Linked DNA regions of Homo sapiens: region 2 is linked to region 1. A link is an interaction called in ENCODE POLR2A ChIA-PET data of the cell type or tissue named here. Cell type or tissue: Panc1. All regions are shown on one strand. Region 1 overlaps ATP6V1E1 (ATPase H+ transporting V1 subunit E1). Region 2 overlaps BCL2L13 (BCL2 like 13).

Region 1 (2,500 bases):
CAGGAGATCAAGATCACCCTGGCTAACACGGTGAAACCCCATCTCTACTAAAAATACAAAAAATTAGCTGGGCGTGGTGGCAGGTGCCTGTAGTCCCAGGTACTCAGGAGGCTGAGGCAGGAGAATCACTTGAACCTGGGAGGCAGAGGTTGCGGTGTGCTGAGATCGTGCCATTGCACTCCAGCCCGGGCGACAGTGCAAGACTCCATCTCAAAAAACAAACAAACAAACAAACAAACAAACAAAAGCCGGGCGTGGTGGCTCACGCCTGTAATCCCAGCACTTTGGGAGGCTGAAGCTGGAGGATCATGAGGTCAGGAGTTCCACAGCAGCCTGGCCAATATGGTGAAACCCCATCGCTATTAAAAATATAAAAAATTTAGCTGGGCATGGTGGCAGGGACCTGTAATCCCAGCTACTCAGGAGGCTAAAGCAAGAGAATTGCTTGAACCCAGGAGGTGGGGGTTGTGGTGAGCCGACATTGCACCACTGCACTCCAGCCTGGGCAATAGAGGGAGACTCCGTCTCAAAACTAAATAAAATAAATAAATATTTGAGACAGAAATGCATTTACTGAGGCCAGGCGTGGTGGCTCACGCCAGTAATCCTAGCACTTTGGGAGGCCAAGGCAGGTGGACTGCCTGAGTTCAGGAGTTCAAGACCAGCCTGGGCAACACAGTAAAACCCCATCTCTACTAAAATACAAAAAATTAGCTGGGCGTGATGGCATGCGCCTGTAGTCCCAGCTACTTGGGAGGCTGAGGCAGGAGAATCGCTTGAACTCGGGAGGCGGAGGTTGTGGTGAGCTGAGATCGCGCCACTGCACTCCAGTCTGGGCAACAAGAATGAAACTCCGGCTCAAAAAAAAAAAAAAAAAAGAAATGCATTTCCTGAAATAATAGCTGAAATAGGACTTCTGTATTTGATCCAGAAAGAGTCATACAAGAGGCCAGGCGCGGTGGCTCAAGCCTGTAATCCCAGCACTTTGGGAGGCCGAGGCGGGCGGATCACGAGGTCAGGAGATCGAGACCATCCCGGCTAAAACGGTGAAACCCCGTCTCTACTAAAAATACAAAAAATTAGCCGGGTGTAGTGGCGGGCGCCTGTAGTCCCAGCTACTTGGGAGGCTGAGGCAGGAGAATGGCGTGAACCCGGGAGGCGGAGCTTGCAGTGAGCCGAGATCCCGCCACTGCACTCCAGCCTGGGCGACAGAGCGAGACTCCGTCTCAAAAAAAAAAAAAAAAGAGTCATACAAGAAACTATCACCATCAAAACAATATTAAGCAATATCCTATCAGCTGTTATGTATTAGTGAGAGGGAAAATAGTCTTTTCTTCTTCAAATGATAAACTAGTCAAATAGCCCAAGGTTTCAGAGAGTTTTATTTCTAGAGTACCAGGCACATAAAAATTTAAGGCTGTACTAAAAGGACAATGAAAATATTAAACAATATATCTTGGTCATATTTTATTTACTGATTTTTTTCTTGAGACAGAGTCTTACTCTGTCACCCAGGCTAGATGGAGTGCAGTGGTGCGATCTCAGCTCACTGCAACCTCCACCTCCCGGGTTCAAGTGATTCTCCTGCCTCAGCCTCCTGAGTAGCTGAGACTGCAGGCGTGCACCACCACACCCAACCAATTTTTGTATTTTTTGTAGAGATGGGGTTTCAACATGTTGGCCAGGCTGGTCTTGAACTCCTGACCTCAGGTGATCCACTTGTGTCGGCCTCCCAAAGTGCTGGGATTACAGGTGTGAGCCACCGCCCCGGCCATATTTTGGTAATATTTTTAAGGCAAGCTTTAAAAAATGCGTGTTATGATTATACCTTGGGAAAAGAACATTTTGACATACTGTTAAGGAATATAAATTGGCATAAGCAATGTACAACTGGAAATATATATAAAACTTCTAAATGCTGATGGAAGGTCACCTTTGTAATGGGTGGGGTTTTCATTTTATACCCTATATACTTCCAAACTTTTTATTTTTTATTTTTTAATTTTTTGAGACAAGGTCTCACTCTGTCGTCCAGGCTGGAGTGCAGTGGCACGATCTCTGCTGACTGCAACCTCTGCATTCTGGGATCAAGCGATTCTCCCGCCTCAGCCTCCCGAGGAGCTGGGATGACAGGCACACACCACCATGCCCAGCTAATTTTTGTATTTTTAGTAGACACGGGGTTTCACCATGTTGGCCAGGCTGGTCTTGAACTCCTGACCTCAGGTGATCCGCCTGCCTTGGCCTCCCAAAGTGCTGGGATTACAGGCGTGAGCCACCAATCCCAGCCCAAACTTTACTTTTTTGCAATGAGCACAGATTAACAAAAAAGCTAAACAATGAAACACTACAACCTTCTCTAGTCACCTATCACAGTTCGCCACGGTTGTTAAATATCTGAATTTTGGTTTCCATGAGAAAATGAATCATACATTACTTTTCTACCCTCTAACATAAAATTTCAGGACACTTATTGGCATCACAACCATTAGAAAGGAAA
Region 2 (2,500 bases), 89 kb after region 1:
GCAACAAGAGCGAAACTCTGTATCAAACAAACAAAAACCCAAGATACTGCATTTTTTTTTTTTTTTCAGATGTAGTCTCCCTGTGTCGCCCAGGCTGGAATGCAGTGGCACTATCTTGGCTCACTGCAAGCTCCGCCTCCCAGGTTCACGCCATTCTCCTGCCTCAGCCTCCCAAGTAGCTGGGACTACAGATGGCTGCCACCACACCCGGCTAATTTTTTGTATTTTTAGTAGAGATGGGTTTTCACTGTGTTAGCCAGGATGGTCTCGATCTCCTGACCTCGTGATCCACCCGCCTCAGCCTCCCAAAGTGCTGGGATTGCAGGCGTGAGCCACCGCGCCCGGCCGATATTGCTTTTTTTTTAATGCCAGTTGGTGAAAATGTATCCTGTGACATAAGCTGTCAACATGAATCTCCTTAAGATACTGTGTGCTGAACATTACATTGACAGCTCTTAAAACCCTTCCAGAAGAGAATCATTTGACCACATGATATCGCATGTCTGTTATATAAAGCCTGTGGTATGATTTCCACGGGGAATGTATTTGTCATTAGTCACTTGAACACAACATCAAGTGAAACAAACTGCCTACCTCTCAAGGTGCAGCTACTTTTGAAAACCTGCAGCAGAGGAGGTGGTGCCAGCAGCCATAATCTGTTGGATGAATGGAGTGATATAGCACATAGTCAGTTAGGAACAGGCAGGCTTTGGACATATAGATTTGAAGGAGAAAAATAATATTTTGTTTTCTGAATTATTAACAGAAATGGCTAGGACTTAGAAACAGGGTCTTGCTTTGTTGCCCTGGCTGGAGTACAGTGGCATGATCATGGCTCATTTGCAGCCTCAACTTCCTGGGCTCAAGTGATCCTCCCACCTCAGCCTCCCTAGTAGCTGGGACCACAGGTGTGCATGCACTACCACACTTGGCTTATTTTTTGCAGAGAGAGGTTTCACTATGTTGCCCAAGCTGGTCTCAAACTCCTGGCCTCAAGCAATCCTCCCCGCTTGGCCTCCCAAAGTGCTGGGATTACAGGCATGCGCCACCTTGCCCAGCCTGTTTTCTCTTTCTACCTTGTTTTTTTTTTTTTTTCACTCTGCCTTTTTACCCGGCGAATGATGAACTGAGAAAAGGATTAGAAATCACAAGATTTGTTTCTTGCCCCAGCTCTGCCAAATACTAGCCCTGTGTTTTGGAAGGATTCATTTAACTTCTCTGAACCTCAGTTTCAACTACAAAAAGGGAAGAATAGCTTCTCTGTCTCACAAAAATAATGATGTGAAAGTGTTTTGTGAAAATGTCACACTTTTACAAATGCCAGGTTTTCACATGCGTCTCTGAAGAGTGTGGTTTTTTTCCCTCTCCTTAAGTCTGATCACCATTTCCTCTTAGTTTCAGTTTTGACTTTTATTTGCCCTGCAGCCCGGTGAGGGCACAGACTGGTTCATGTGCTGTGATTCTCCCTGAGTCATCCTTGCTCCCTCCCTCCTCATTCTCTTTTCATTTCCTGGGCTTGTGTTGCTACGTTAGAAGTCTGTCTGTCTCCTGGAAAGGGCAGAGCAAGTCCACTGTGGTAAGGCTTGTATTTTACTTTCTCCGTCGTCACATGATAAATACTTCTTGTGAAAGATTTACTTTTAGATTCCATAAAAGATTACTGGAGGGAATGTCATCTGTCTATTGTAATATTTAAGTATTTTGAATAAAATTAATCTTTGTCATTTTCTCTTGACATGAAGCTTCTGATTTTAGAATAGGTTTTTGTTTGTTTAATCTAGGATATTTAAAGACTATCTCTTGGAAGCTTTTAGGTTAATAATTTGTTAGAATAGTTTTCATATTGTGGGAGGTGACACACAGGGATGATCTGAAATTAATGAAGTGGGTTGCAGCTAAAATCAATTTAGTAAGAGTAAGTACTGTTTTGGGAAAATCTGCCTGCTGTATATGTGGGTGTGGATGTTTACTGTGTTGTACTCTGAAATGTGTTTTTTGTGGATCTTCCTCATCAAGTTGGGTGGAAAATTACTTCTCTGTAATTTCTTCAGCACTCTCCATTTTCTTATTTTAGGTTAATAATGATCTGAGAGGCGCATTTGGTTATAAGGGTCCAAAGCAGTGATCTGTTTCCATTTTGCGACTTCGAGGCCTCAGAAATATAAAACTAGCTGGTTGATCCCGGCTAGTTTTATATTTTTGAGCCCTCAAAGTTACAAAATGTCAGTGGAGCCTTTGTGTGTTTTGTGTCAGTGGAGCCAAAGAGATGGATACTCCCAACAATACAAATATTTTATATGAAGAATGATTTAGATTGTCAGAATCGTTCTAAGACTACTTGTAGATGTTATTCTAATGTAAGTTGTAACTAACGTATTATCCAAAACAGCTCTTTTTCTTGACAGATATATATATAAAGTCTGAGAAGTAATGATAGAGGTTTGTTGGCATAAATCTTAAGGGAAATGAGTCCTTAGAAAATTTACCAACGTAGATGGGC

What was found. ChIA-PET counts read pairs that join two places held together with the same protein. Peaks named below come from ENCODE experiments on the same cell type or tissue, not always from the same donor. Only the 100,000 strongest peaks of a DNase experiment are listed, where the experiment ranks them.
Region 2: POLR2A ChIA-PET joins it to region 1 with 11 read pairs; 5 of 35 experiments call an interaction of 5 or more read pairs at or near these places.

What each region holds. Positions count from the first base shown.
Region 1 is chr22:17,615,820-17,618,319 of GRCh38, forward strand. The region is part of intron 2 of ATP6V1E1 (ATPase H+ transporting V1 subunit E1); the gene reads right to left. Among named protein-coding and RNA genes, the nearest start is that of ATP6V1E1, 12 kb to the right of the region's middle. In Panc1, no CTCF peak of the experiment used is centred here; no DNase peak of the experiment used is centred here.
Region 2 is chr22:17,705,250-17,707,749 of GRCh38, forward strand. All of the region lies in intron 6 of BCL2L13 (BCL2 like 13), which reads left to right. Among named protein-coding and RNA genes, the nearest start is that of MIR3198-1, 58 kb to the right of the region's middle. RefSeq lists enhancers at 1,064-1,113, 1,134-1,183. In Panc1, no CTCF peak of the experiment used is centred here; a DNase peak (open chromatin) is centred at 1,492; H3K4me3 peaks cover 1,454 bases; H3K27ac peaks cover 1,914 bases.